Regions from separate parts of the Homo sapiens genome. Here region 2 is linked to region 1. A link is an interaction called in ENCODE POLR2A ChIA-PET data of the cell type or tissue named here. Cell type or tissue: OCI-LY7. All regions are shown on one strand. Links, peaks and the distances in the headings refer to the core of each region. The heading gives the core; the rest is flanking DNA.

Region 1 (16,649 bases), core at 5,853-13,852:
CTCAGACCACAGCATGCATACAAACACACACACACAACTTCCCCATACAAATACAGATATATACAAGCACATACAAGCAAACAACTATGTTGCACATGTCATCTAGAGAACCTTGGCAGGCAAAGGGTCAGATTATTTTTCTCTAAAGATCCTGGCCTTGGGGTAGCCATCTTTTTCTTGTCAGTTCTCTTCTTTTACCCCTTCTCTGTAACATCCAATGTCAAAGTTTAAAACTATTAGGGGGTGCCAGGCATCTCAGGATGCCAGCCTTACCTCCGATGAGTAATTAATGAAATTAAATTCATGTACCTGACAAGGAGGCATGTATGGGGATGTTCTTCATACCATTATTTGTCATGGCATAAAGCTGGAAACAATCTAAATGTCCATCCATAGGGGATGGCTCTACAAACTGTGGTGCAGGTTGAGCATCTCTCATCTGAAAATCTAAAATCCAAAATGCTCTAAAATCCAAAAGTTTTTGAGCACCAAAAAGATGCTCAAAGCAAATGTTCACTGAAGCATCTTGGATTTCAGATTTAGGATGCTGAACTGGTAAGTAGAATGCAAATAATACAAATCTCAAATCCAAAACACTTCTGTTCCCAAACATTTCAGATAAGGGATACTCAACCTGTAGAGTCAATCCACGGAACATTTATGCTGCAGTTAGAATGAGGAAGACATATAGGGACTAATATGGAGAGGGATCTAGGTCACTTCTGTTGAGTGACAAAAGCAAGTGGCAGACTACTACTTACCATATGATTTACATAATCATTTCTCACCAATAAACAAAATAACATGTTTAAATAGCCATGAATATACTTGTAAAGGCTCATCAAGGTCTTCAAGGCTAAGCACAAATGGAAAACCTCAGATTCTCTGGAGAGTATGAGGAAAGGGCCCTGGGATTCGGACTAGTGGTGAAGGACCTCAGTCTTACTTGACATTTTCTGATTTTGTTTATAAGAACGATGTATTTATGTATCACTTATACAATTAGAAATAATTTTAAGATGTTTAAATAAATTGGATATGTCTTTCCTAGCAATGGGACTTCTCCCCCAACATACATAAAAGAAACAAAATAAAACAAAGTAACTCTTCTCGGCTCCAGGAACCTCAACTTGACAGCTGACAATTTCTCTATTCATCATTCACTCTTCATTCAACAAATATTTCCTGAGGGCCTACTATGTGCAGGCCCAGTTCTGTAAACATCTCTTCTCTCAACACAGAGCCTCCTACTCCAGAGTTTCTTCATTCCCTAATACTCCACATAATCATGTCTTAGTCCCAAGTGCTTTTCCACCGCCAGTTCTGCTTTCCCAACTCTTAGCCTGAGCCCCAGCCCTCTCATTCTCCCAGGCACTCAGCAATTCCTTGACAAATATTAAGATAACCATTAGCCTCTGTACCACTTAGCTCCACTTCATTGACTCCAACCCTGACCTGATGAGAGCATTCTCAAGTCTACAAAGGCTAGGAATGAATGTGGAGTGGTCTTCCCCACTAAGACCACCCCCAACTCTCATAGTAGGGACATACACAGTGAAATGCAAATCTCCATCTGAAAAAGGCTTCCCGCCCCTTGCTAGACACAGCAATAGGATTGTTATTCTGAGGCTTGGATTTGCTAACCTCCCAACCATGCATCCATAGGTCCTGCTCAGGCTGCAGCTGGCAAGAAAGGAGACATTTAACACACTAACAGGTTTGCTTCCTATATCAGGCTTTATATCATTTCTGCCAATGCATATTCTCCTGGCCAAGGATGAGCTTCACTCTTCCTTGACTTTTCAAAACGGCCTATGGACCTTGCATGTGAAGCCCAGTTTCTATTAATTTTCCTTTCTCTAGTCTGCTTGCAAAACCAAAAAATGTTAAAAAGCAAAAGCAAAATTCCAAAGGGCATGGTAGTGGTTTGGCAAGTGGTAGGTTTCTCCGGGAGACAGACAGAATTTGTGGGTAAAGGGTTAAACATTAACACGCTTCCCTGGAAGGACTCTCTACCCTGGTAATGGAACCCAAGTGCAAACTTTGGCAGGAATCAAACATTAGCTCATGACAGGTGTAGGCTTCACGCTGGCTGCCGCTGCATTTCCAGCAAAAAAATTGGGGACGTGGGGACTACTCCATGACACAGTAGGCTGGAACAGATTGCTTTGCAGAGATCTCTTCTGGCTGAAATAATTCCCTATAACAACTTCCTTGACATGCTGTCAGGATGGCCTGTTTCCAAGGTCATAGCTGGTGCATAGGGATATAATAGACATCATCTGTGGTCTTCCAGAGATTAAGTTGCCAGAACAACTGCACTACAGCCTTCAAATAGAGCCATTCACCCATTCCGCAACCTTTACTAAATTCGGTCCCCCTGTCACACACTCCCCGGCAGCCTCCAGTTGTTCCCACATTATAATATTGTTCACTTTTACTGCAAACCTGGGGTCACAAACTCAAATGTCTATGGGAGCCAGCCAGATAATATAAATGAACAAAGCAGGCTACATGATAACCAGAGGGTCCCTGCCTGCCTAGAGAGAGAGGCCACTCAGTTCCAGTTGATGATGTTAACTTCAGGATGCTTTTCTTGAATGGAGTTCTTTGCAGATCTCTTCTGGTTGAAATAAGTCTATACCCAATGTCCTGACACTGTCAGGATGGGCTGTGTACTAAGTTGAATCATTGTATTCCACTTATACACAAGAAACCTCAGAATATGACCTTACCTGAAAATAGGGTCTTGCAGATGTAATTTGTTAAATTAAAATGAAGTTATACTGGATTGGAGTGGGCCCTAACTCCAGTGACCTGTGTCCTTTAAGAAAAGAGACAGAGAGGCTGTGCACGGTGGCTCACGCCTGTAATCCCAGCAATTTGGGAGGCCGAGGCGGGTGGATCACCTGAGGTCAGGAGTCCGAGACCAGCCTGGCCAACATGGTGAAACCCCGTCTCTACCAAAAATACAAAATTAGCCAGGTGTGGTGGCAGATGCCTGTAGTTCCAGCTACTTGGGAGGCTGAGACAGGAGAATCACTTGAACCCGGGAGGCAGAAACTGCAGTAAGCCAAGATTGGCACCACTGCACTCCAGCCTGGGCCAGACAGAGCGAGACTCTATCTCAAAAAAAAAAAAAAAAGAAAGAAAAGAAAAGAGACAGAGAGATACAAATACGCACAGAGAGGAGAACAATGTGTGCAAACAGAGGCAGAGCTCAGAGCAATGTTATCCACCAGCCAAGAAATCCCAAGCATTGTTGGCACCTGCCAGAAGCTGGGACAGAGGTATGGAACCATCCAGCTCAACAGAGGACTCCTTTGGAGTCTTCTCATTTTTTTTTTTTTCTTATAAAAAGGCAAGATCTTTCCATGAAAAAGAACAAAAGCAAACTCGTGCATGGGCCTCTGTGCTACATGGTTTCTCATCTGAACAACCACAGAGGCCCCAGCCCACTCTGGCCCCTTTTAATCCATTCTCCACATTGCGGCCAGAAGGATCTTTTGAAAACTCAAATCAGATGATGTCACTCATCTCCCTGAAATGCTTTAATGATGTCCCACTGCTATTTCAATAAAGACTAACATTGTTACCATAGCGTATATGGCCCTGCAGGCTCTCGTCTCTACTCCCCCTCACTGCCTTGGTCTCACTGGATTCCTGTTGCCTCTCTGCCCTATGTTCTCTTCAACCTCAGGACCTTGGCACATGCTGATCTCACTACCTCAAATATCCTCATTCTTCCCACTCCCACAATGCACACACACACACATTCATGTATATACCTACTTCCTTCACCTGGCAAACGCCTACTTATCCTTCAGCACTCAGGTCAGCCATCATGTCCCTGACCACTCATCTAAAGTTAGTCCAGGCCGGGCGTGGTGGCTCACACCTGTAATCCCAGCACTTTGGGAGGCCAAGGCAGGAGGATCACTTGAGGTCAGGAGTTCAAGACCAACCTGGCCGACATGGTGGAACCCCTTCTTTATTAAAAATACAAAAATTAGCCAGGCGTGGTGGTACACGCCTGTAATCCCAGCTATTTGGGAGGCTGAGGCAGGAGAATGGTTTGAACCTGGGAGGCGGAGGGTGCAGTGAGCTGAGATTGCACCACTGCACTCCAGCCTGGGCAATAGAGCAAGACGCTGTCGAAAGAGGGGAGGGGGAGGGGGAAAGAAAGTTCAATCATTTTCACAGTCATCATACCATGTCCCTTTCAAATTTAGCACCTCTCACCAAAATCTGTGTGATCATCTGATTCACATCTGCCACCCTCATTAGACTGTTATCCCTTGTGCCTAGGACGGTGCCTGCCACACAGTGTGGTCTCATAGGAGACAGGACAGTGTTCATCTCTCCAGGGAATTTGCATGTTTGATTTTCTCCTACTCCAGGTTAAAAGTTCTCTACAGTCTTTTTACTTCAGTTGTCCTTGGATTGTACTTTTGTTTTAGGTACATTTCACATTTTGCACTGTTCTGTTATGTTCTAAGTCTTCTGACTATGCGCCACAACTGTGGGGAGGGATTACATTGTGATCATTATTGTCTTACACAATGTATAGTATGGGGCCCTATCATATTTAATAAGTATTTGTTGGGTTACTAAAGACGTATTTTTAAACCTTTCCTTTTAATAATGGTAAGGAAGGCTTTATACAGTTGTACAGGCAGAGTGTAATGGCACAGAGGCTAAGAGACAGGGCTCTAGAGTCTGAAACCTGCTTGAATCTGCTTTGTGCCAGGTGTAACTCAGGGGAGGACAGGTTTTGGATGGGAGGGCCACTTCTTTGCAATGCTGATTCTAGTTTTTAAGAAGCCTTTATTAGAAATGTCAGGTTTTTGGCTGGGAACAGTGGCTCATGCCTGTAATCCCAGCACTTTGGGAGGCCGAGGTGGGTGGATCACTGGAGGTCAGGAGTTCAAGACCAGCCTGACCAACATGGTGAGCCTGGGAGGCAGAGGTTGCAGTGAGCTGAGATCATGCCACTGCACTCCAGCGTGGGTGAGAGAACTAGACTGTCTCAAAAAAAAAAAAAGAAAGAAAGAAAGAAAAAGAAAAAAAAAAGTCAGGTTTTCTACTGCACGGATTCCATTCTATTGTAAATGCCTTGCTCAGATGGGTTTAAACTCTTAAGTTTCACTATCTGTTTTTAGCTGGGTGCTATTCCTACCCCCAAAAAAGCATTTGATAATGCCCAGTGGCATTTTTTATTGTTATGACTTGAGCTAGGGGGTTGAGGGGGAGGATTGCTACTGGCATCTAGTAGGTCGAGACCAGGATGCTGCTAGACCTCCGACAGGACACTGAAGCCACTGCTGCCACCACTGCCGCCACTGCCACCACCATTACCACAACCAACACAATCGCCACCGCCGCCACCACCTCCAACAAATAATTATCTGGCTCAAAATATCAGTAGTGCTGAAGTTGAGAAACCTTGTTCTAGACCATTCTATTTCAATGTCCTAGGGACTCTGGCCTTATATTCATAGACATCATGTCACAGGCTTGAGTAACTTAGTCTCTATGGCATTTCAATCAGCTCCTCTTTTAAAAGAAGAGCCTTTGACAATAATCAGTGTGTTTTAAAACTTTGTGGACCATACGGTAGTTTGCCCTGACCCAAATTAAATCTCTCATCTCTCCCACCCAGGCCCCCAGATTCCCCATTTTGGCCATGGTCCTTCAGAAGAGTCCAGAGAGCCTCAAGGCACTACAGGCTGTTCAGTGCGTGCAAGAAATCTGTGGTTAATCACTTCAACCTGCTTTACTTCAACAGATTTTCGGAGACCTGTTTATTGTTCCACTGCTTGGCTACTCTGGAGTTATCTATGACCGAAGTCTTACATTTGTTTGCAGAGCAGAAGAAGGTATATTTTTATTCTCACATCCCTTCCAAGTCCCTGAATTAAATTAGTGTGAACTTTCCAAAATAAATTCACCTTTGAGATGAAATGAAGCATGGAAAGTTTCAACCCAAAGGATACCTTATTGGAAAGTTAGAAGCAAATGAAAATAGGGATTATGATGATATTTTACTGTAACTTCAGCACTTGTAGTTACAAAGGCTAGAGTATTTGTTCATAGAAAATATTCTCTAAAGGGTTGATGCATGCATTCCAGGACTGACGTTCTTCAGACTCCAAGGGAAAAAATAGAACGGAAAAATCAACACATGTGGATCTAATTCTGCACCATGTCACTGGTTAAAATCCAAGGAAAGAATGTTTTATCAGAATGAGACATGGGGAACAATCAATAATAGGAAGGAAGACCTCTGATTCTCTCACTCCACAAATGTAATTTGGTGGACCATGATTGTGGTCTAGCAGCATTTGTCAGCAACTGCAAGTTCACATTTTATGTGTATAAGCCACCACGATTTTTCCTACAGAAAACTATTCTCATAGCTCTGGGCAATTTGTAATATAGACAGATGGTAGGGCATTTGGAGTTGTTTTTTTTTCTCTTAATACTCAACATGAGAAAACATTTCCAATCACTTCCAACCCCTGGAAGATTTGAAATCTGGACGATTCTAAGCATGCACCTTTTAAAAAATCAATCCATAGCCATAACTGTGACTTTGCCCACATAAGGCCTAAATACTATTAGTCGAAGCAGCATTAAAAGTAGTGTAGCAGGTCAAGTGTGGTGGCTCACGCATATAGTCCCAGCACTTTGGGAGGCTGCGGCAGGTGGATCACCTGACGTCAGGAGTTCAAGACCAGCCTGGACATGGTGAAACCACGTCTCTACTAAAAATACAAAAATGAGCCGGGCGCAGTGAGCCGGTGTGGTGGCAGGCGCTTGTTGTCCCAGCTGCTCGGGAGGCTGAGGCAGGAGAATTTCTTGAACCCAGGAGGCGGAGGTTGCAGTGAGCTGAAATTGCGCCACTGCGCTCCAGCCTGGGCAACAGAGTGAGACTCCATCTCAAAAAAAGAAAAAATAAAAAAACCAGAACTGCTCTGTAAAGCAGGGTTCCTGGAAGCTCAGCCCTCCCTTCATCCTCCTGCCCCCATCCCAATACTCTTCTTGGTTCCCTGCTGTCCGGATAATCACATGAAAAAAAAATTGTTTCAGGATGAATTTTTTTATTTTCAATTGATTGAACTGGCATCATTTAGAGCTGGTCTTTACTTAGGCCACGAGAGCATGTTTGTACTTCTCCTTAATTTTAATACCTCACATAAATAGTAGTTACTGGGGAATATAATCTGGGGGGTTTGACTTTCGTTTTTACTCTCCTTGACTCTGTATTATGTTTTTTATTATTTCCTGGAAAAGGCAGTTTTTACTGTAAAAAATAAATAAATCCTGGCTCAGCATGGTAGCTTATGCCTATAATCCCAGTACTTTGGGAGGCCAAGGTGTGAGGATCACTCGAGACCATCCTGGGCAACATAGTGCGACCCCATCTCTACAGAAAATTTAAAAGTTAGCCGGGTGTGGTTGCATGAGCCTGTGGTCTCAGTTGCTAGAGAGGCTGAGGCAGGAGGACTGCTTGAGCCCAAGAGGTCAGGGCCACAGTGAGCCATGATTGTGCCTCCATCCTGGGCGACAGAGTGAACCAGTCTCAAAAAAAAAAAAATCAATAAATCAATTTTGAAAAAAACTAACATGTTACCAAGTTTCCTTTTTGCCCTTTTGGTTAATTTTTTAGATTGTATATTGGGCAAAAGGAAAAGGGACAAATTTCATCTTCTGTTTTCTTCACCTATAATTTGATCATGTATATGGAGTTAGTTAAATTGATACACACTCTAAAGCCAGAAAAGGGTCTGACGCATTCTCCCATCTGCATTTTCATTAACATAGTCTTGATGAATGTAAGATGCTGGCACTGTGGTGTCTGCCACCCACTGACGGTCAGTATTGATTTTGCTGCCTTGGATGGCTACACAGAGATCCTGCCCTATATCGTGGCCCCATACGTGCACCACTTTGCATCAAAGAATCCCCATTTTCAGATGAAGGAAGATAGTTCGTCTGTTAAGGGCATGTCCTTGGCATGGGCTAACGAAACAATCACATTCAAAACCTAAAGGTTATGTGTATATTGGGTAATTCTAGATTTTTTAATAAAAGCATTTAGTAAAATTCACAGAACCTTTAATTTATACTTGGAATGCAAAGACATCTTTAAAACCTTTTCTCACTGGGCGCAGTGGCTCACGCCTGTAATCCCAACACATTGGGAGGCCAAGGCAGGTGGATCACCTGAGGTCAGGAGTTTAAGACTAGCCTGGCCAACTAGTGAAACCCCCTTCTCTACCAAAAATACAAAAATTAGCTGGGCCTGGTGGCACATGCCTGTAATCCCAGCTACTCGGGAGGCTGAGGAAGGAGAATCACTTGAACCCGGGAGGCGGAGGTTGCAGTGAGCTGAGATCATGTCACTGCACTCCAGCCTGGGTGAAAAAAAAAAAAAAAGTTTTTGCATCAGAAAATGGTCCCCTCAAAATGCATGTTATCACCAAAACAATAATCACCACCTCAGATCTGTAATCCTGCCAAAGAAAGCTATTCAATGGGGCAGTGAGATGACAGGGGCTCACAGAAGCTCATGTTCCCTGAAATATCCTTTGCATTTGTCTTTAAAAAGCATGAGGGGAAATCAAAGCAGCTGAAATTGTGGCTTTTTTTTTCCTGGCCAGATCTGAAAAACAATATTCCAGAAGCTGTGCATCTTATCTTATGGTCCACATTTCCAGTGGGGCCGAATACAGAAAGTGCATTTGGATTGGCACGTGGTTTGAACTATTTTACTTTAGAGAAAGAAAATTGAGCAATCTTGGAAGAACTCCATATTCTTCTTTAAAAAAAAATTTTTTTTTCTTAGGTTCCTCTTGAAAACTACTTTGAGCAGGAAGGAAGGGTTTGGAACAGCTGTCCCTCGGTGAGTTTGGAGAATGTTAATCACTGTCCCTTCTCTCTTTTACTTAAAGATTAGCTCACATCCCAGGCCCCTGCAAAAGGAAACCGCATATACTTAACTTTTGAGACTATCGTGAGGAACTTTTCTGTAACAGTAGTAGCATGTCAGCCAGATCTAAAAGATGCTCAAGTCTGGAAACTTACCCCAAGGCAATGAGAGCCCATAGGGTCAGCAATGGGCCGACTGGACATTTGAGAAAGTCATTTATTTCTTGACTAAATTTCCCCAGGAAAAAGTAAAACTTAAGAAAAACAGAGCACAAATGAAACTGCCATATACATAGGCATCTGCAACTTTAACCAAAGGGTGCTCTCAGGCAAGGTGACCCTGCATACACCATGTCAGCTTAAAAATATTATATTAAAGGCATTTTCCTCTGTATATTAAGTAAGGAAACATGCAGGGAAATAGATAACATATAATTCCATTTTAATAAAATAATGATTCCTCCAATCCAAGATTTTAAAAAGCTTTTATACGATTATTTGAGCACAGAGCTAGATGTGGAGGGATGTACAACCCACTGCGAATATTTGTAACAGGGAAGAGAGTAAGAGGAGGAGGGAGGAGGTGTTTTTAAAAAAAGAGAAACAAATTTTCTTGGATAGAAATTTTTGGAATTTTTTGTTTTGGAAACAAATTTTCTTGGATAATATGCATGCCATAATATTATGGAAAATTAAGACTAAAATTCTATCTTTGGTTTTATTGTAAAATGCAAACACTGAGTATGTACATAGACAAGAAATACAAGGTGACACAAATGGAAACTTGTTTGCTTTAGGATGAAATCATGGATAATTCTCTTAAAGCAATTGCCATAAGCCATTTTAGAAATATGGAATATGATACATTCTCTACCTGTGGCCAATACCCTTTATAACACACTGGTTAGATATGTAACCTTGAGACAAAAATGAAATGCATCTTAAAAGTCGGTCTGAGACTCTGTGAATACAGGTGGTGGTCTATGGAGTCTAAATGAATCATTCAGGCTAGAGAATTCCAGCCACACACACAAATGGGACAAGAAGTGAAGCCGTTCGCCTCAACGACTGATTTCCTTGGGCACCTGGTGGTCGCGAGGTCTGTGACCCCAGGAAAAGCTGGAGGCCGACACACCAGAGCTGCACAGCACTGAAGGGAAAAGCAGCATCTGACCCAAACATTTGAAACAGGTACTCTGAGTCTGTCAATATGGCCACAAGATGCTCGCTTTACATGGTGGATAGGAAACTGATCAGAAAAAAAAAAATAAGGAAATAAAATATTAAAACATGTAAATGTGACGGAAATTATAAACAGCCTAAAGCTCCTCTCCCTTCGGGAACAGCTGTGTCTGCTAATCCCTCGAGGAGTCCTCCCTGCGATCCCCCTTCCTTCCTTCCTCCCTCTCTCTCTAATAGCTCCCTTGTTCCTGCTGGACAAAACTAGCCCTTTGTGGCTGCTCTCAGAACAACATTAAAAACAGGAATAGGGAAATTGTAAACAGGAGGCTTCTGGCCTACAGGCGAAGACACACACAGGCCTCTGAGGCCTACTTCATGCTAAGCAAAGAAACAGATCTTTGTTGCTAAAGGGATTAGGACCGCGGGATTTCGGAGGCACTGCTGAGGCATTCAGCTGGCCTGAAGTAGGGGCTTTGTAAAGAGATACCTCCATTAGAGGTCTGTGAGCGGAAATCATTCATACTCTTTATACAATCTGGGTAATGTGATAGCGCTGGCCTGTTAAACGCCTCTGGTGAGGCAGGGTCCCATCTCCTTGAATGGTAAATTCTTTAGCAGCTAAATAGATGGTGGTATAATTACCTTCACTGAATTTTTCTGTGGGGGGTGGGGGTTGTCTTCAACCTTTAACCCTTAGTGGGAATAACATTAAAGGATCACCCAGTGTCAGGGAGGCAAAGACTTTCCATGTCCACTCGGAGATAGTCTTTGGCCTTCTGTTGTCAGCATAATGTGATTAAAAAAAAAATGGAACTCTTCATGCATCATCTTAACATATAGTGAATGTCCACTTTGTCCCCACATTCATCAGGATGATGACTATATCCATAATTGCCTCTTTCCATGTCCCTTGTCTAGACAGCCCTCCAACTTGCTTACCTCATTCCTGTCTAGTCCGTGCCCACTTTCCCCAGCCAGGCCTTCCTTGACTTGCCCTCCCCAAGTTGGACTGGTACCCTTTCTGTAGTGTCCACGCCTGTCTCTCCCACTGCATTTTCCATAAAGTGGAGGACTATGTGTGTCTGCCTACCCCCATAGATGATGAGTTCCTAGAGGCTGTGGCTTATTTACCTTTGTATCCACAATGCCTGGCTCTTAATAGATGTCTGAGCTGTGCACAGCACAGTGTGAGATGGACAGGTTATTTGGCCTTTAGACTGGTCCCTGTGGTTGCTGGAAAGAACTTTCCTAGTGAACCTAGGGGTCTTAAGAGACCAAGCAACATACACTGTGGCCAGTTAGGAAAGAAAAAGTGAGTCCTCCAAAAAACATAGCAAGTGGTCGCTTCCCACAAATGGCCAGCCTCTTTCTGAATAACTTGGCTGACCTTGATCCTGCCTCCACATTCTTCTTGGTTAGGGAATAGTCACCAGTAAAATGGAAATGTTCTTTGGGTTCACATTTGGAGTCCCTGGATCCAAATATTAATTATGGTTTCAGCTGTTATATACTTAAAAAAATCAGAGCCAACTCCAGACTTAAAGTTAGAACTGAAGAGGGAAGAAATGATGCATCCAAGCTAAGAGACACTTTCCCTGGTTTTATCAGCCCATCCTGGAGGGCTAACAAGTTCATTTTGGGAGAAAGTGTGGCTCTAGGTAGATGTGGGGTTTGCAGTCATTTCACTTGGAAGGAGTCCTGGATTCTGTTTATAAGATATGACTGCAAATACGACGGAGGCTTTGCAACAACTGTTAGAAGGCAGGGTTTTGCCTGTATGGATGTTCTCAGAGATCTGGGTTATGCTTCTATAAGGGCATGACCTTGAACATCATTAATTGTTGGTTCTTTCCATTGTTCACAATTATCTTTCTAGATTACCTCTCTCTTCTCACCATTTGGCAGATAGGACTTTCCGCTCTTACATTATTAACAATCACTGTCTGCAAAAAGCAGTTAAATATGGAATCAAGAAAATAGCTATGAGGCCATGGGTTTTGTCTCTAATTCTGCCACTTACTTGATCATCCACTCAACCAAAAAGTACTGAGTCCCTACTATGTGCCGCACACTGCACCAGGCACTGAGAACACGGAGGTGAGCATAGCATGGGACTCAATATAAACAGGGGTGGACACATGTAACAAGAGAGGCTGAGACCATGACAGCCACCTGCACATGGCTTTCTGGAAGCATGAAGCAGTGAGTGCCAGAAGGAGTTTAAGGAAGGCCCCCAGAAGGAGATGAGAACTTAGCTCAGAAGATCCTGGTAGGGAAAAAAAAAAAAAATCCATAAACATATTTCTGATAATTGAGGAAAGTTGAATACAGACTGCATATTAAATATTATTATATTGATTTTAAAATTCTTGAGCATAATGGCATTGTGGTTATATAGGAGAGCATTTTCGTTGTTGTTTTTAGTTTCCCTGGCTGGAAAGCAGTCGCTATTCATAGGCGCGATCACAGGATCACAGCGCAGTACAACCTCAAACTCCTGGACCAAGAGATCCTCCTGCCTCAGGCTCCCAGAGAGCATTCTTTTTTTTTTTTTTTTTTTTCTTTTTTTTGAGACGGAGTCTCACTCTGTCGCCCAGGCTGGAGTGCAGTGGTGCGATCTCGGCTCACTGTAAACTCCGCCTCCCAGGTTCACGCCATTCTCCTGCCTCAGCCTCCCGAGTAGCTGGGACTACAGGCGCCCGCCACCACGCCCGGCTAATTTTTTGCATTTTTAGTAGAGACAGGGTTTCACCGTGTTAGCTAGGATGTTCGCGATCTCCTGACCTCGTGATCCACCCGCCTCGGCCTCCCAAAGTGCTGGGATTACAGGCGTGAGCCACCGCGCCCGGCCAAGAGCATTCTTAGCCTTAGGGAACACGTGCTGAACTATTTATGTGTGAGGAGTCATGATATCTATAGGTTCCTTTCAAAGAGTTCTGAAAAACATTTGTTTTCCTGTGTGTGTGTGTGTGTGTGTGTGTGTGTGTGTGTGTGTGTGCGCGCGCGCGCACATACATACAGCAGGGGTGAGGAGAGAATATGGCAAAATGTTAATCAGTGAATCTACGTGAAGATACATGAATATTTCATGGTACAATTCTTTGTGTTTGAAGTTTTTCAAAATAAAACATTTGGGCCGGACGTGGTGGCTCACCCTGTAATCCTAGCACTTTGGGAGGCTGAGGCAGGTGGATCACCTGAGGTCAGGACTTCGAGACCAGCCTGACCAACATGGCGAAACTAAAATACTACTAAAAATACAAAAATTAGCCAGACATGGTGGTGCACACCTGTAATTCCAGCTACTCAAGAGTCTAAGGTGGAAGAATCACTTGAACCTGGGAAGCGGAGGTTGCAGTGAGCTGAGATCACGCCATTTGCCCTCCAGCCTGGGCAACAGAGCAAGACTCCATCTCCTAAAATAAAATAAAATAAAATAAAATATAATAAAATATAAAAAATTTGGTAAACAACTTGAAATACACATACAGGTTGAGCACCCCAAATCTGAAATGCTCCAAAGTCCAAAACTTTTTGAGGGCCAACATGATGCTCAAAGAAAATGCTCATTGGACCATTTTGGATTTTGGATTTTTGTATTTGGGATGTTTAACCAGTATAATGCAAATATTCCAAAATCTGAAAATCTTCTGTTCCCAAGCATTTTGGATGAAGGATACTCAACCTATATGTAAAGCTATTTCAAGGGCTAAACACTGCACTGAAAAAAGAAGGCATTTGTCAGATCAAGACAGAGGGGAAGGCACTCTAGGGAGAGGGTATGGTGACAGCAGAGGACTTGGAGCAGTAGCCGGTACATCAGTGAAGGCAGGGACTTCATCCGGATTGTTCCCTTCTGTATCCCCACACATGGAACTGCTCCTGGCACAGAGTCTGCACTTGTGTGGATTTGTCAAATGAATGAAAGAGTTAAACAGTGTCATTGATGTATGTAGGGAACTGCAAGCAGGGCAGACTACAGTGAGCATAAGGTTTGCATTAAGGAGTGAGAACTGGTTTGGCTGTGGAGGCAGGGGGCCTGGTCATGGAGGTCTTTGTATATTCTGCCAAGGTCCTGGGGCTTTATCCTATGGGCAACAGGAGCCATGAGCAGGAGGCAATGCCATCAGATTAGCATCCTGAGGGACCACCCTGGCAGTCAGATGTCACGTGGAGTGATGGAGCACAGGCCTGGAGGCAGGAGACAGGGGTACCAGCCAAGATGCCTTTGGCTTCCTTAAACACAAAACTCTGACTGAAATTGGCTGAATTTATCAAGGGACGTATTATCTGGTATAGCTGGAAGCTCTGAGATGACAAACAACACGGAAGACTTATTCAGTGGCTCAACAACATCACCACGGACCCAGTTTCCCTACCGCTCTCCTTCTCATCACTCCACTTCTCTCTGTGGCTGGCTCTGCCTACAGGCTGCCTTTTCTCATCTTCAAGAGATGGCTGCAGCAGTTCCCAGGGTGACATCCAGGCATCCAGGCACAGTGATGACCATAGACAGAAGGGAGCCATCTCTTCTATGTATCTTTTTTTTTTTTTTTTTTTTTTTTTTTGAGACAGGGTTCACTCCCATTGCCCAGGCTGGAATGCAGTGGCATGCTCTCGGCTCACTACAACCTCCTCCTCTCGGGCTCAAGCAATACTCCTGCCTTAGCCTCCTGAGAAACTGGGACTACAAGTGCACACCACCATGCCTGGCTAATTTTTGTATTTTTAGTAGAGATGGGGTTTCACCATATTGGCCAGGCTGTTCTTGAACTCCTGACCTCAAGTGATCCACCCACCTCGGCTTCCCAAAGTGCTGGAATTATAGGCGTGAGCCACCATGCCTGGCCTATTTTATGTATCTCTTTCTTAGCAAGATAACTTTTCCAGAAGCTTCCCAGCAAACCCTCCCTCCCATCTCACTGGCCCCGATTGGGTCACACACCCCATTCCAAAATCAATCATTGTCAGGGGATAAGTTTACATGTCTGGCTTAGCATAATTTACACATGGTGAGAGTCAACTGCTATGAATCATCAGTCAAAACTCTTGAAAGGCTACTGGGCCAGGCAACAGATGCTAGCAGCCCAAGCTACAATAATGGTGGTAAGGGATGGGGAAGTAAGAATAGGTAAGATTTATTTAGCAAGTTATGTTGGTAGAGTTTAGTGAATGTGGGAGGAGGAGGGAAAGGAGGAAGGAAAGGACACCCTCATCCATATTTCCAGCTTGGGTGAGCAGGTTAGAAGGAAGTTTGCTAACTGAGATAAGGTACACGGTGGGGAGGAGAGGTGGGTTTGGGGAAGAGATGGTCTGGGGCAGGCTCAATTTGAAGTGCCCATGGGCACTGGAATAAGACATTGAACAGTCAGTGGAGTGCAAACCATGATCCCAGGGTGGTGGTCCATAGTCAGATCTAGTTCTCGGATGGGCTTTGGTTCAGAAAGATGTTAAAAAAAAAATTGAACCAACATTTACTCTTTGAGAGATTCCAAATAGGATTATGTATTTCTAGCTTCTGTGGGAAAATTGGAAAATCTGGTGACACTGGCTCTGAATTCCTATGCATCAAGAGTTGGCTGGAGCCCAGCAGCAGCCACCCACTTTGGCTAAAACCAGCAGCTCTCTGGTCTGCCACACTCACAGTCAGTTTCATTCATTTTCTTTACCTGCTTGGCCCCTGAGGACATTTCCATCTGACACCTCTGATGGGGAAGAGGTCTGAGCTGCAGATATACATCTTGGAGTCACCGGCATTTAGGTGGCAGCAGAAGCCCTGACTGTGGGTGCCATTGCCCAGAGATGAAGTAGAATGAGAAGCAGTCAGGGAAGTATCCCTGGGGCCATCAAGTTTTTAGAAATAGAAGAGAAATTCATATAGAAGAGAAAGAAATGGTCAAATAAATTGGGGCAGAAGCAAGAAAGCTTGAAGTCTCAAAAGCTAAGAGAGGAGAGTTTGAAGCTGGAGGCAGTGCCCACCTGGGCCAGGTGCAGCAGGGAGGTCCAAAGACAGGAGGAGCCAAAGGAGACACAGCACTGGGGAGATGAGCTGTGGGTGCCACAGGGAGCGTTGCTCCCTCGCATGGTGAGGGAAGAAGCCAGAGAGCGATGAGTTGGGTAGAGGATGAGAGTTAAGTGGACAGAGTTCACATAGACTACTTGGGTGAGAAAGAGAAAAGAAAGTTGGGGTGGAGGCTAGAGAGGATATGGGGCCATGGGATGGTCCCTTTTAAGGATCAGTGAGACTTGGACATCTTAATGGGAGAAATAAGCCACTGGTGAAAGAAAGGCCATAGACATGTACCACACAGGGATGAACAACAGAACCAAGTCCAAGAGGAGGTGGTGGAGGTGAGGAGCAAAAGAGTCAGGCACCACTGGCTGGATCCACCAATAACAGGAGGGGTGTCCAGGCCTCCAAGGCTGGTGCATAGCAGGGGACACTAAACCTGAGTGTGTTCAGAAATCTGATGGCTATCGATGGACCTTTCATGATGGAGGTGGTGGTGGGGTGGAGAAATCAGTAATCTTTC
Region 2 (16,649 bases), core at 5,595-13,594, 470 kb after region 1:
ATTCCAACCTGGGTGACAGAGGGAGACCCTGTCTCAAGAAAACGAAACAAAACAAAAAAACAAAAAACGAAACGCTCACTTTCTTTTCTTTTTTAATTTTTTTAGTTCTGAGGTACATGAGCAGGATGTGCAGGTTTGTTACCTAGGTGAATGTATGCCACGGTGGTTTGCGGCACCTATCAACCCATCACCTAGGTATTAAGCCCTGCATGCATTAGCTATTTTTCCTAATGCTCTCCCTGCTACCGCGCTCCCGCAACAGGCCCGGTGTGTGTTGTTCCCCTCCCTGTGTCCATGTGTCCTCATTGTTCAACTCCCACTTACAAGTGAGAACATGCAGTGTTTGGTTTTCTGTTCCTGTGTTAGTTTGCTGAAGATAATGGCTTCCAGCTTCATCCATGTCCCTGCAAAGGACATGATCTCATTCCTTCTCATGGCTGCATAGTATTCCGTGGTCTATATGTACCACATTCTTTATCCTGTCTATCGTTGATGGGCATTTGGGTTGATTCCATGTCTTTGCTATTGAAACACCCACTTTCTTTTTCCTCCTTCCTTCCCCTCTCACCTCTTCGTTTCTTCCCCATCTGGTTACACGTGCTTATCTAATTGTGCTCTTGCTTAAATCCCAAAGGCTAATCTTGAAACCAGGCACTGTGTTTTCTTTTTGGAATCCTCCTGTTTAGGAGGAGTCATGAACAATTAGTCCACCACCATCAGGCCAAAATCAAGATAACACCAACCAGACCTCCAAACAGGCAATTACCCAAGATAGCCATAGGAACAAGACACACAGATGCTGTACCCTGCACCGCTCCCTCATGCCTCCCACACCAAGTTTCCCCTTAAGAACCCTAAGGTAAATGTTAAAATTTAAGATGGTATTTTAGAACACTAGCTCACCATCTTTTTGGTTTGCTGGCTGTCTGATTAAAACCTGCTTTTCCTCCCACCAAACCTCACCTCTTGTGTTTGGCTTTTGAATGGCAGAGCAGAGCAGAGCAGACAAACGCGGGTCCAGTTACAAAAAGGCAGTAATCTATGAGGCGCTTTGTAAACATACTCGCTCCTTTAACAGTGATTGCAGTCCTGCCCCAGGCTCCTCCCCATTAATGTTAGAATAAGACTATAGCTTAGGAAATGTGCTAAAAATGCAGGGTCATGGGCACCATCCTTGAGATACGGCTCTGGTAAGTCAAGGTGGGCCAAGGAGCCCGCATCTTTACCCAGATGCCTACAGGGAAGGTGTTGCTGGTGGCCGGAGCCTACAGTCTGAGCCATGCTGGCTACTGTCAGTGACAAAGGCTCCCCTGGGCTTTCCCCAGTCTGTGGAACAGTGATCACAGACTCCGTTCCACCTTTTCCTCTTCAAATCCTGGAGAGGATTCCTGAAATTATGAACGGAAAAATTAGAGGGTGAGGACATCTATCCCGTGACAACAGGATTCTTCCTTTCCCAAAAGAATTGCTAAGAGGTGCTCTTATTTTTCAGGAACTCGCCTGTAAGTGTTTGCCACGTTAAGAGCGCGAGGGAGCAGTTTGGCAGATGTTCAGGGAAGAGATAGAGGGCATTTAAGAGCTGTGGTGAACAGTGCATTGCTGAGCAATGAAGATAAAACGGGAATCACAAGCTAAAGTTACAAACGGAATAGGATTTGGCTTATATATTTGTCGAGAACACATCCATTTGCAATTGAAATAATAATGACAGTCTTGTCTAGGTGCCGTGGCTCACGCCTATAATCCCAGCACTTTGGGAAGCAAGGTGGAAGGACTGCTTGAGCCCAGGAGTTCAAGACCAGCATAAGTAACATAGTGAGACTTCTGTCTCTACAAAAGTAAAAAAAGAAAAAAAAATTAGCCAGGTGTGGTGGTGCATGCCTGTGGTCTTAGCTACTTGGGAGGCTATGGCAGGAGGATCACTTGAGCCCAGAAGGTCCAGGCTACAGTGAGCCATGATTGTGCCACTGCACACCAGCCTGGGTGACAGAGTGAGATCCCATCTCAAAATAACCATAATAATAATGACAGTCTCATGAGCAAGTCCTTGTGCTAATTATGCTTTATACATTAATTCACTTAAAAATATATTCACATATGAAATGTGCACATAAATTAACAAGTAAAAACTATAAAGAGGCTGCATTTACAGATGGTCGCAGATCAGCCAAGCAATACAGCCTGTAGTTTAGCCCATGAGCTCTAGACAGCTTCTGGTTCAAGTCCTGGCTCTGTTATTTATCAACTGTGTGACCTTCATAAGGAACATCTTCAGGCCTTGGTTTCCTCATCTGTTAAATAAGATGACACACGTAAAGCTCTTAGCACAGTCCTTGGCATGTAGTAAAACAGCCTCTAAGTGTTTTTAGTTATTGTTATTGTCAGTGCTGCTGGAGCAGAGCACAAGTCCCCTGCCCCACAGCAGAGTAAGTTGGGTCTGAAGCCGCTTTGGACTTCACACACAGCCCCACGGAGATCCACAGGGATCCAAGGAGCGCTGTCAGGCTGGCCTAGATACTGAGATGGTATCCTGAGATGATAGCAACTGCCATCTTTTCCTTGTGTCCCTCTGACGAGTGGAACATCACCAGTACTCACACTGGAAGATGCTCCCTATACAGAAAGCATGTCCTAGAAACTGTGGAGACCTATAAAGTAAGTGTGAGTTTGCTTTAAGAATTAAATGAGGTAGTAGATATATCATGCCTGCCACGCAGCAAATAATCATTATTATGCATTATTATAATCTATAACTTTATATAATTTGCTGTAGTGTCTCTAAAAGACAACCTCACGAATAACAACTAGGATTAATTGAGCACCTACTCCAAGAGCCATCCATTGGGTCTGGATGCTCAATACCTTCACCTTTTTCTGATGACAGCACTCCATTTTCCTTTGGGGAATTGCCTACCCCTCTCCCATGGTTCTGGTGGGACTGCCAATTACAGTCCTCTATTCCAGTCCCTGACAGTTTCTTTAAAACCTGATCAGCCAGAGACCACCAGAAATGAGCCTACAGTCTGAGGAATTCAGATTTCTTTCCTCCGAGCAGTAAGGTGGAGCACTCCAGAGGATCTCCGGAAGGAGGGCAGCTGTCTTGCAAGATTTGGGTTCCTGCTCAAGGATTCTAAGGAGGGTTGAAGGGAAGCAGGCATCAGTCTGGATTGGATGCTGTTTTGGATGAGGGATTAAGAAGAGCAAGGATTAACTACGGATTGAGCATTGTCATGAGGCCAGGGCAGCTGAGCAGTTGGTTATCCCCAGTATTAAATGAGAATAGCAAAGCACGCTTCTGCCTTTGTCTTTGGTCATAGGTAAGAGAGCAGTGGCCACTTGCAGAGGGTCCTTACAGCATTTCACAGCCACTACGACATTGGGAGGAACAATGTTTCTTGCCGGCTTTGTAGCTGGCTTTAACTTTTCTGTCCTCTTAACCTGCTGTTTTCTTTTCCAGGACAAGTTGATTTTCACTCTCAGTCCTAGATAAAGTTTTACTCTTTTTGCCTCAGTGGTGACTTTGAACAAAGACACCATTCCTCACGACATTTTACTGCTATTTGCTAGACAATTGTCATAATGAGTGTTCAAACCTCTGATGACTATGATGGGTAACCCCTGAAGTTTACAAAGCCTAATTGTAATTGTAGGCAGCAGCCCTGCCCCACGTGCCCTGAGCTGGGGCAATCAGGCATTGGGAGTTGGGGCAGGAGACTCTCAGATGGGAGGCAAAGGTTGGAGCAGGCCATCTAAGGAAGAGCCCCAAGGGAGGCTGGGCCACAAACAGTTGCCGCTGAGATTCCTGTCACTGCCTGGGCTCTTCGGGGCCTCCCTGAGGACTGATTGTTTATCTCTTCTTTTGATTCTGGAGCAATCCCAATCATTTCCCAGTAATCCTTGTTAAACTGAGCTAGTCAGTTTCTGTTGCTTACAACCCCAGAACCCTAAATAACGTTATCTGTTTTTGTAGGTCTTCTGTTGGATAGTGGGATAGAGAGGAATAAAGTGCAGGCTCACAGTGGTATACTCACTGTGTACCTATGATGTAAGGGAGTGATTACTCCCAAGACAAATGATTCTTCCCTTTGCAAAGTAATTCACCCCTGGGTCCTTCCCTTTCTCTCCTAACCCCTCATTCTGTAAATTCTATGAATTCTCACTATATCCCCAGTGCCTGGCCCACAGTAAGCCCTCAACAGATTCACTGAATGAATTAATGAATAAATGAATGGAAGTTATCAACATCTCCATTTCTACAGATAGGAAAACTGAGCCTCAAACAGACTCATAACTAAGCTTATGCACATGCTATTAACAAGTGGTAGAAGGCCAGGCATAGTGGCTCACGTCTGTAATCCCAGCACTTTGGGAGGCTGAGGAGTACCGATCACCTGAGGTTGGGAGTTCGAGACCAGCCTGGCTAACATGCAGAAACCCCGTCTCTACTAAAAATACAAAATTAGCTGGACGTGGTGGTGCATGCCTGTAATCCCAGCTACTCGGGAGGCTGAGGCAGGAGAATCACTTGAACCCAGGAGGCAGAGGTTATGGTGAGCCGAGATCGCACCATTGCACTCCAGCCTGGGCAACGAGAGCAAAACTCCGTATCAAAAAAATAATAATAATAATAATAATAATAATACAAAAATCTTAAAGCCACTGAACTGTACATTTAAAATGAATTAAATGGTAAATTTGATGTTATGTATATTTTACACACACACAACATTCACACTCTAGGAGCCACCCTGGCACTCAGAAACACCAAATGTTGCCCATGGCATCTCTCCTAGCCCTGAGGAACACAATAAGGACTCAATGAATGCTGACGTTTTTAACTCATTTTTAGGCTGTGCTGGAGAGAAGCCTTCTCCTGGAGGCAGTACGGTCGAATGGCTAGGAGTACAGACACCGGAGTTCAAACCCCAGGTCAGCCACTTATCAGCTTGGTGACTTTGGGTGACTTATAAACCTGTCTATGCAAGTTTTCTCATCAGTAAAATTGGAAAAACAATGCCTACCTCAGGGGGTTGTTCTAAGGACTAAGTGAAATGATAATGTGTGAAAAGCACTTGGAACCATCCCTAAGACACAGTAAGTGTTCAGTAAGTATCAGCAGCTGGCACAAGGGTGATTATACACTACAGTGAGTTCTGCTGCTCCCAACCCCTCCATTTTCACCAATGTTTACCATACTACCTCTCTGTAATACATTTCGTGCTGCAGATAACTGTTTTTGGCAGGAAAGGAGTTATTACCTTCAAAGCAAGCTGACTCCCCAAAGAGGAGACTTTTTGTGATGAAATTCCAAGGAAGCTCCAGAGACTCCCTCCTTGGTGTTTCTGTCCATCAGCAGTAGGGAGCTCTCAGGAAATGAATTTCTCTTTTTTTTTTTTATTGAGACGGAGTCTTGCTCTGTCACCCAGGCTGGAGTGCAGTGGTGCGATCTCGGCTCACTGCAACCTCCGCCTCCCAGGTTCAAGCGATTCTCCTGCCTCAGCCTCCCAAGTAGCTGGGACTACAGGTGCACACCACCACGCCTGGCTAATTTTTGTATTTTTAGTTGAAACGGGGTTTCACCATGTTGGCCAGGATGGTCTCGATCTCCTGACCTCATAGTCCTCCCACCTCGGCTTCCCAAAGTGCTGGGATTACAGGCGTGAGCCACAGTGCCCGGCCTAGGAAATGAATTCTATACAGAATAATCAGATGGTTCCTGTGCCCTTTGGCTGCTTGTGCAGTTAAGCACATTTATCATGAGCTCTTCTTCTCAGTCATTCGCTATGTGGGATGAAGCTGTTCCCCTCTGGGATTAGGACTTCCCCCATTTCCACCCAGGCTGTTTCTTGTGCTCCGTGATATGGAAGAGACTTGGAGACGTGGGAAGTGTCCCACACAGCTGATCAGCCAGGCGCGGAGGTCCACCCACCTGCAGAAGGGTCACCAGGCTCAGAAACATCCTGTCCACACCTGCAAATCTATCCATGCCTCCTGTTCATGCCCAGCCCATACATTCGATTTTTAAAAATTCATTGTTTTCAAAATAATTAAAAGTCTCTTGCTCACTCTGACAAAATAAGCTGCCATGTTGTGAGATGTTCTGCGGAGAGGCCTACGTGGCAAGGACCAAGGGAAGCCTCCAGCTGACAGCTCATGAGCAACTGAATCCTACCAATAAGCATGTGAGTGAGCCAGTGTTCCGCAAAGGGGCTGGATATGCAGAGCGACCCCCAAATGCCAGAGCCAAGAAATCAAAGGAGGCTGACAAATCCAGCTTGTTGGTAGAGGATTATTTGTTAAGGTAACTTAGAAGTGTGGTCTTGCATGGCCACAAGACAGGTAGATGTGTTACTCCCCACACCCAAGGATTATATACTATGGGGAAATAGTAAATATGCTCTGGCAAGACAGTTAAAAGCAGCCCTCCAGAACAGTCAAGAAGGCTGTGTGTGTCCTAGCCTATAAAGTGTGCAATAACATCAAGGTTGCTTTTTTCTTACACTAGGGATAACAAATAAAGTAGAAACCAGGAGACAAAATTAGCCAGGTGTGGTGGTGCGTGCCTGTAATCCCAGCTACTTGGGAGGCTGAGGCAGGAGAATCGCTTGAACCCAGGAGGTGGAGGTTGCAGTGAGCCGAGAGAGTGCCACTGCACTCTAGCCTGGGCAACAAGAGCAAAACTCCATCTCAAAAAAAAAAAAAAAAAAAAAAAAGACCTAGATAGGGGCCAGGTGTGGCAGCTCAATCCTGTAATCCCAGTACTTCGGGAGGCTGAGGCCAGAAGACTGAGAGACTGAGGCAGGAAGATTGCTTGAAACCAGGAGATCAGCCTGGGCAACGAAGCAAGATCCTGTCTCCACAAAAAAAAAAAAAAAAAAAAAAAATTTAAGGAAACAAAAAAAGACCCAGCTAAGCTGCACCTAGATTCCTGACCTCCAGCAACTTTAAGATAATGTTGTTGTTTTAAGGCACTACATTTTAGAGTAATTTGTCATGCAGTGAAGAATGACTAATATAGGTTGAGGGTCAGTTTTATATGTTAACTTGTCTAGGATACAGTCCTCAGTCAATCAAATAGCAATTTAGTTGTTGCTGTGAAGGTTATTTTGTAGATATGATTAAAGTCCATAGTCAGTTAACTTCAGGAAATAGAGGCCAAGCGTAGTGGCTCACACCTGTAATCCCAGCACTTTGGGAGGCCAAGGCAGGTGGATCGCTGGAGTCCAGGAGTTCGACACCAGCCTGGGTAACATGGTGAAACTCTGTCTCTAGAAAAAATACAAAAAATTAGCCGGGCGTGGTGGCACATGCCTGTGGTCCCAGCTACTTGGGAGGCTGAGGTGGGAGGACTGCTTGAACCCAGGAGGCGGAGGTTGCAGCGAGCCAAGATCACAACACTGCACCCCAGCCTGGGCGACAGAGTGAGACTCTGTCTCAAAAAAAGAGAAGAAAGAAGAAAGGAAAAAGAAGAAAGAAGGAAGGAAGGAAGGAGAAATAAGAGATTGTCCAAAATAATCTGGGTGGGCCCGATTCAATCAGTTGAAAGGCCTTAGAAGAGAGGAGTTGAGGGTTTCCAGAAGAAGAAATTGGACAACAGTTTCAGTTCATGCCCAAGAGTTCCTGCATGCCTTCCTCACAGCCTGACATATGGATTTCAGAACTCCCTCGCCAACTCCCACAACAGTATCAGCCAATTCCTTGCAATAAATGTCTCTCTCTCTCTCTCTCTATATATATATATAAAATATATAATTAAAATTGTTTAATATACATAATGCGCCTGGCGCGTTGGCTCACGCCTGTAATCCCAGCACTTTGGGAGGCCGAGACGGGCGGATCACAAGGTCAGGAGATCGAGACCATCCTGGCTAACACCGTGAAACCCCGTCTCTACTAAAAATACAAAAAAAAATTAGCCGGGCGCGGTGGCGGGCGCCTGTAGTTCCAGCTACTCGGGAGGCTGAAGCAGGAGAATGGCGTGAACCCGGGAGGCGGAACTTGCAGTGAGCCGAGATCGCGCCACTGCACTCCAGCCTGGGCGATAGAGAGAGACTCTGTATATATATATATATATGTATATATATATACACACACATATATATGTATATATATACACACATATATGTATATATATGTGTATATGTATATATACATATATATGTATATGTGTATATATACATATATATGTATATGTGTATATACATATACATGTATATGTATATACATATATGTATATATATACATATAGACTATATATAATATGTATATATTATATATTATATATCATATATCATATATTATATATGATATATATTATATACAATATATCATATATATGATATGATATATATTGTTATTATATATGTGTATATATAGACATAATGCATCACAGAGAATAAAGAAATGAAAACAGTATCAAAGGATATGCCATAAAAAGGAAGACTCCCTCCGCTTGCTGCCTTTTAGTTCCCTTCCCCCAAAGAGATCTCTGCGACCTGTTTCTTTAGCATCCTTCTAGAAATTGTCTATGCGCGCAGGAACATATATTTATTCTTACCTCCTTACCCTCATGCATGTTTTAGCACACATGTTATACGGAGTTCTGTATCTTGCTTTTAAAAATTTATTTAACTATTGTGGTAGTCTTCCTATCAGCTCATGGAACTGGCTCCTTTTTAGTAGCTGCATTGTATTCCATTTTACAAGTGTGCAAAACTATTCAATCAGTCCCTGATTGACGGATATTTAGGTTGTTCTAATATTTTTCTTTAACAAGCCGGGATGCCATGGATGCCCTTCCAGAAAGACAAAGGACTTAGATTTCTTTCTGTCGGATATGGGGCTTTCCCTCCCTTCCCGTCTCACTTTCCCCATAGAGTTGGCTGTGTATGTGGGGCACATCCTGTATTTTGTCTACTTGACTTTGTCAAGACTCCTTGAATGTCCTGTGTTCAGCTTTTTTCAATACATTCAAAAATCATCAGAGCTACTTTTCCTCGACAGTAACTGGCACCTAAATTAAATCACCTAAATGGCAACACTAGCTGAAAAGCGTATCTCCATAAAGATTTGGACAATACCTTCTTGGTTTCATGCAGGTTCGGCTGAGGGAAGAACAGAAGGGAAGACTGAGAATTAAGGGTACTTATTTTTTTATTCGGGAAAGGAAAACACTGTTCTTTGCAGAAGCCCAAAGTCATGAACAGGAGCCACCGTTAATTAGAGATAACTTCTAATCATACACACGTTCTGAAAATCAGCCAGTCGGCGACAGCATCGCTGCAGTAACTGCACTCCTAAAAGTAAGCGGATCCACTACAGCCCGAAAGGCAGCGCATCAGGGCCGGCCCCTCGGTCCCCTCCGCTGCTCGACAGCAGCCAATGAGCAAGTGTCTCGCTCTAGCGCCGGCGCTCCCGGAAGTCGGAGGCGAAAGGCAGCCTCCGCCTGTGATTTGCTAACACAGCTGAAAGGCCTTAGATTCCTAAATACTTAGGCTTCAGAAGCGCCACCAGACCCTGCATGACCCGCTTCCCTAAACCTTACACTAAATCAGCCCTGGGGGTTGGGAGACTTTCCCATAGAGGTACGGTTCTCTCTTGCAAGCAAACCGGAAGTTCACTTTTTTTTTCTTTTGGCATCAGATGTCAGGTTCAATGTAACGCAACTCTTTTAACAGTTGGACCTTGTTTATGGTTTGTTATGAGTTTGGACTTACGAGTGACAGATGTACTGAAGCGGCTGAGCTTAGCAAAGTCAGTCTTCCATTTTTGCAGTAGTTTATATGATCTGTTTTTTATTTGCGTATATTTGAACCACTGATTGTCAAAAAGCAAGTGTAAATTTTGTGATGAAATTTCTGACCAGTGGACATTTATTAAACAAGGAAAAGTCCTTTTGAAGCTCTTTGTGCAGTAATTGTTCATTTAGTATAAAAATGATAGAAAGTTAGATGGAAACTAGCATATATGAATGGCTAAACATAAAAGAGATGTAAGATTTTCTCAACCAGTACTAAGAAAAGTGATACACCAACAAAGTTTTTTGATTAAGAGAAACTCAGATTAAGACAAAAATAGTTGTAATAGAAGTTGTAATGGCCTTCCACACTATATCATTATCAGTCTTTCTGCTCAAATAACTATTTGAACATACTACTGACAAAGTATTTTCTGGTTCCAAAATTGCAAGCAAAATTTCAAATGCTAGGATAAAATCGACTGCCCTAATAAAAAATATAATAGCTTCATTTATTATTACAGAGATTATCAAATATCTAAATGCCTCATCTTTTTGTGGCATAGCCACAATACAAGTATCACAATACAGGTACAACTTTTCCTGCGCGCACTAGTTTTCTCATAAAAACACTTGCAACAAGGCAATTGCAGGTAGAATCCCTTCCAGGTGAGACTTCAGAAACAATAGCAAATATTTGCAGAGCCTCTTGAGTTGGCAGTTAATGAAAACGTTTTTACTGCTTTCGTTGGAAATAATACAAATAGAACTTTTGTTGGATGTATGCTTACAAGTACACTATTTATTTGAGTTGAAGCAAAGCCTCAATGATCCTATGGAAGGTATTGGCAGTCCTGCTCGTGTTCTCATAATGCTGCGTAAATAGCATTGGATGGATCTCTTCTATTGAAACTGAAGTAATTATCATGAAATTGTTCTCTTACTTTAGTATTTATAGGGTTCTAACTGAACATTTTAAGGATTTTTATGATTTTGGCATTCGGAATTATTCATTTCTCTTGCATTCAAAAATCCATTGGATCTCTTTAACAAACATAGTTGAGAGAATCTTCCATTTATTTCAAGCACTGAAATTATACTTTAATTATGAAGAAAAGGCCCCCAAAATTCTTGACTTTTAAAATAATCCATTGAATGGTGCCTAGTTATTTCTCATTCATAGTTTTCAGTGTCAATTCTGCTATAGGATTCTGCAAATTGAAAGAGCAAATAGTGTTATGGAAGTACTACTCCATTGCTAAATGTATTTGTTGAATGTGTTGAAGGAGAATTGATGAAAAATGCATCCCTTGAATTATCAAAACTATTGTTAAAAGGGACATTACATATGAACAGGAAAATACATTTTAGCTCAGAGTGGACAATTATTACAACACTTGTTATGACCATCTTTCAAGATGGATTTCATCCCTTGAAAAATTCAGTTTTTTACATGGATGTTACTAAATACTTTTCCAGTGTGGGTACAAGTGGAATCACCATGTGTGGTGTGATGAAAAAGAAAGAATAAAATCTATACTACATTATATTACATGTGTTTTTTAATTTATTACATGAGTTTTTATTCCTTCTTTTCATTACACTACATTATATGTTATGCATACAGGTACAATGATTATTCAAAGTTGAAGCAAAACCTAAATGATTACATTACGTGAAAAATTTCATGATAATTACTTCAGTCTCAATAGAAAACATCCAGTGCTATTTAAGCAGCATTATGAGAACATGGGCAGGACAGCCAATATCTTTCATAGGATCATTCAGGCTTTGCTTCAACTTTGGATAAACATTGTACCTGTTTGCATACATCCATCAAAAGTTCTATTGTAATCTACATGTAGTGTAATGAAAAGAAGGAATAAAAACTGATGACAGTGCTCCTTCTTGTCAGTGGACAACATTTTAAAGAGTCATTGATCAAAAGATGCAATGTGATCCTGAAGAACGGAAAAGCAAGTTATGCATGAAAGATGACACATGTGCTTCAGCCAATCAAATTTGAAGAGTAATTCTCAGAGTTGGTAACTTTATGCCTATGTATGTTCAATACACTGGCTTGTAAAGCTAATGTCAAGCATGATTTCTCATTAATGAATGTTCAGTGGCCAAAAGAACAAAATAAATTGGATGCAACCACTGCAGAAGTCATGATAAAATGTAAATGGAACACAGACTAATAGTAAGGAATTTTATACATAAATTCTGCAAAATGAAGAACTATTAGGGAGCACAAAATCTCCAGGGAAATATAATTAAAGAGGTATGTAATTTAGATATTTACAATTTATTTCAGATAAGCAATGAATATGTTACTAAAAGTAATTTACTAAAAGTATAAGTCAGTGCATGCAATATTTTTCTATCTCAGTGTACATATGCACAGGCAATTATAAATAATTCAGATTTCACTGATGTTCTGTACTTTTATTTGTTAAATCTACTCCCTCAGCCTCCGTGCCACTGTGCCTTTGTTTGTGCCTGCCTATAATGCCTTCCTCCTCCTCTTAAATGATCAAATCCTGGCTCTTTTGAGCCCATCTCAAAACCCTAGTAATAATGGTAATGGTCCCTTAGTGAGGGCTAACTCTGTGCCGGGCACTGTTCTAAGGGCTTTATATTTGTCAAATCATTTGCTCCTCCCTGAGATTCTTCTTTTTTTTTTTTTTTTTTTTTTTTTTTTTGAGATGGAGTCTCGCTCTGTCGCCCAGTCTGGAGTGCAGTGGCGCAATCTCGGCTCACTGCAAGCTGTATTTCCTGGGTTCACACCATTCTGCCTCAGCCTCCCGAGTAGCTGGGACCACAGGCGCCCATCACCACGCCTGGCTAATTTTTTGTATTTTTAGTAGAGACGGGGTTTCACCATGTTAGCTAGGATGGTCTCAATCTCCTGCCCTCATGATCTGCCTGCCTCGGCCTCCCAAAGTGCTGGGATTACAGGCAAGATTATTATTCTTGAGAATAATACTACATACAATGTGGCAGCTATTATTTGCCTTAGACGCATTACATCATTTACCCTTCGTGAGGCAACTGCTCTTGATAATAATAGTACATACTGTAAGGTAGATCTTATTTTTCCTATTTTATGGGTGAAGCCATTAGGGAACAAAGACATGTCATAACTTACACAGAAGTTACACAGCCCAAAAGTGGTAGAGCTGGGATTCGAAGCCAGATAGTGTGGCCATGGAGTCCATTTCTGAACCCTGACTTGCATGTACCCTGCTCTGCCCTGTGAGACTCTTCAAGCTATGACCCGCTTTCTCATTTAATGTTGGAGCCACACAATTTATTATATAGTTTTTTTCTTGTGATGGAGTCTAAAATTACTAAATTTGTTCTCATTTCTCCCTTTAAAAGGAATCTGCCATAGACAAGAGGTGGAATCAACTCAAACATCCATCAACAGATGAATGGATAATCAAAATGTGGTAGGAAGAGGCATAACTACCGTGATGATAAAAAGCTCAGTGAGGCCAGTTGCGGTGGCTCATGCCTATAATCCCAGCACTTTGGGAGGCTGAGGCCGGTGGATCAGTTGAACTCAGGAGTTCAAGACCAGCCTGGGCAACATGGCAGAACTCCATCTCCACAGAAAAAAAAAAAAAAAAAAGCTGGGCATGGTGGTGTGTGACTGTAAGCCCAGCATTTTGAGAGCCCAGGGCAGCAGGATTGCTTGAGCCCAGGAGTTTGAGACTAACCTGAGCAACATAGTGAGACCCCATCTCTACAAAAAAATTTAAAAATTAGCTAGGTATGTTGGCTTATGCCTGTAGTCCCAGTTACTCAGGAGTCTGAGGTGGGAGGATTGTTTAAGCCTGGGCAGTGGAGGCTGCAGTGAGCTGTGATCACACCACTGCAGTCCAGCCTGGGCAAGAGAGCAAGACCCTGTCTCAAAAATAAATAAATAAATGAATAAAAAGTTTAATGATTGCCAAGGGGTTCAGAGAGTTAAATAGGTCCTAAATCATAGTGTCATATAGAATAGTTTCACTGTCCTAAAAAAATCCCCTATATTTTCGGGGATTTTTGACACTATGCATGTCTCAAAACCCATAGAATTTTATAGCACAAAGAGTATACCAATTTTTAAAAAATCATTTAGGAGAAGGATCCCAGGACAGAATGTAGAATGTGACAAAACAATATAACTGCATTAAAATGTATTAAACAACCTCACTGAAAGTTATAGAGGGGGAAAGATGCTGACAAGTAACTTTGGAAATTAGTGGAACCTGTCAGATGAAAGGCAAAAGAAGCTGTACATAAGCACTGTGCTCTATTTGATAAAGTTGTTTCACACGGGAGTGAGGGTTACAATCCTGGTACTGCTATACATGTGTACTGAAATCAATTAAGTAAATGGATGGCAGATAGTAGGGGAAAATGTGGTATATGCATACAATGGAATATTATTCAGCCTTGAAAAAGAAGGAAATCTTGTCACATGCTACAACATGGATGAATCTTGAGGACATTATGTTAAGTCAAAAAATTGTTTAATGGCTACAAAGTTTCAGTTTTTCAAAATGAAAAAGTTCTGGAGATTGGTCACACAACAATGTGAATATATTTAATACTACCAAACTATAGACTTAGAAATGGTTAAGATGGTAAGCTTAATGGTGTGTGTGTGTGTGTGTGTGTGTGTGTGTGTGTGTGTTTTACCAAATTAAAAAGAAAAAGAAAGGCCAGGCATGGTGGCTCATGCCTGTAATCCCAGCACTTTGGAAGGCCGAGGCAGGCAGATCATGAGGTCAAGAGATCGAGACCATATTGGCCAACATGGTGAAACGCAATCTCTACTAAAAATACAAAAATTAGCTGGGCATGGTGGCGCACACCTGTAGTCCCAGCTACTTGGGAGGCTGAGGCAGGAGAATCGCTTGAACCTGGGAGGCGGAGGCTGCAATGAGCCAAGATCACGCCACTGCACTCCAGCCTGGCAACAGAGCAAGACTCTGTCTCAAAAAAAAAAAAAAAAAAAAAGAAAGAAAGAAAGAAAAAGAAAAAAGAAATTATTCCTTTGCCTTCTAGGCTTCTCCCCTCTCTTCTGCCCTCTAAGAAGCCAGTTTTTGGTGGTTTCACATCTGGGCTTTTGAGATGAGAGAGAAGAAGGGAGAAACAACTGAGAAGCCAAAAGGACTGACAGAAGTTTACTACAAGGAAGAGAAGAACAGAGCTAAATTGAAAGGAAAGCAAGGTAGAACCCCACTTTGGCTGGTCATGTGGGTGTGCTGTTGGGGCAAAGAGATTTTTTAGTTAGAATTAAGAATTAGTATCCCAGCACTTTGGGAGGCTGAGGCGGGCGGATCACGAGGTCAGGAGATCGAGACCATCCTGGCTAACACGGTGAAACCCCATCTCTACTAAAAATACAAAAAATTAGCCAGGCCTGGTGGCGGGCACCTGTAGTCCCAGCTACTCGGGAGGCTGAGGCAGGAGAATGGCGTGAACCCGGGAGGCAGAGCTTGCAGTGAGCCAAGATTGCGCCACTGCACTCCAGCCTGGGCGACAGAGCGAGACTCCGTCTCAAAAAAAAAAGAATTAGTGGTTGGCTGGGCGCAGTGGCTCATGCCTGTAATCCCAGCACTTTGGGAGGCTGAGGCAGGCAGATCCCTTGAGGTCAGGAGTTCAAGACCAGCCTGGCCAACATGGCAAAACCCCGTCTCTACTAAAAATACAAAAATTAGCTGGGTGTGGTGGCATGTGCCTGTAGTCCCAGCTACTTGGGAGGCTGAGGCAGGAGAATCGCTTGAACCTGGGAGGTGGAGGTTGTAGTGAGCTGAGATAGTGCCACTGCACTCCAGCCTGGGTGACAGACTGTGTAGAGCAGTTCCAAATGCTCTACACGTGTCAATTCATTTCATCCTCACAACTATCCTATGAGTGGCCATTATGATTATCCCCATTTTACAATTGAGGGAGCTGAACTACAGGAAGGTTAAGAAAAGTGTCCCAGCTAATTAGTGATTGATCCAGAATCTGAATCCAATGGGCTTCAGAGCCAGTGTTCTGAGCCACTTGGGGCTTTGGCTTTTATGTGCAAGGTACCACTGAGCTACAGGGAGTATGGGAAATGCAGGGAGTAGTGACATATGGCTATCATTATAGGAGGTAAGACAGGGCCTCAGAAAATGAAAAGGTGGAAAACAGCAAGTAGCAGAAAGAAAGGCTCAGCAAAAGCCTTGGCAGGGGATTCCACAAACATGTGGAAGGGGGCAGGATGTTGGAGTATAGGGGTGGGGAGTGGGGAGTCTCTGATGGGTCAGACATTGCACCTCCAGACACAAGGGACTGGCTACAAAGGTTGAATCTCTTGTTTGCCACCCTCCCCATTTGTGGATTTTTTTTCTGAGCGTATTAGATATATTGCTGCATAACAAATCATTCTCAATTTAGCAGCTTAAAACCACAAGTGTTTATTATCTCACAGCTTCTGTGGGTCAAGAAATCAAGAATGACTTAGTTGAGTGGTTGTGGTTGTGGTTGTGGTTAAGGGTCTCTCATGAGATTTCAGTGAGGCTACTGGCCAGGGTTGCAGTCATTTGCAGTCTTGACTGGGACTGGAGGATCTGCTTCCAAGATGGCTCCCATGGCTGTTGTCTTGTTTCCTCGCCACCTGGGCTTTTCCATAAGGCTGCTCCAGTGTGGAAATGGAGCAGCTGACATCACTGAGAAGGTGATCCCAGAGAGAAAACAAAGAAGAAGCTGCAATGGCTTTTATGACCTAACCCTAGAAGACACACCCATCATTTCTGCACTATCCTGTTGGGTTACACAGGTCACCCCATCCACTGTGGAATGGGACTACATAAGCGTGTGAATCACTAGGAGCCGTCTTGGAGGCTGGCTGTCACACCGAGTTACTAAAATTCATAAAAATGTA

What was found. Peaks named below come from ENCODE experiments on the same cell type or tissue, not always from the same donor. Only the 100,000 strongest peaks of a DNase experiment are listed, where the experiment ranks them.
Region 2: POLR2A ChIA-PET joins it to region 1 with 19 read pairs; 3 of 35 experiments call an interaction of 5 or more read pairs at or near these places.

What each region holds. Positions count from the first base shown.
Region 1 is chr5:142,485,265-142,501,913 of GRCh38, reverse strand. No RefSeq gene overlaps it. Among named protein-coding and RNA genes, the nearest start is that of SPRY4-AS1, 170 kb to the right of the region's middle. In OCI-LY7, for the core only: no CTCF peak of the experiment used is centred there; no DNase peak of the experiment used is centred there.
Region 2 is chr5:142,017,856-142,034,504 of GRCh38, reverse strand. No RefSeq gene overlaps it. Among named protein-coding and RNA genes, the nearest start is that of GNPDA1, 13 kb to the right of the region's middle. RefSeq lists silencers at 1,427-1,721, 16,117-16,176 and an enhancer at 16,327-16,386. In OCI-LY7, for the core only: no CTCF peak of the experiment used is centred there; a DNase peak (open chromatin) is centred at 9,424; H3K4me3 peaks cover 1,627 bases; H3K27ac peaks cover 1,234 bases.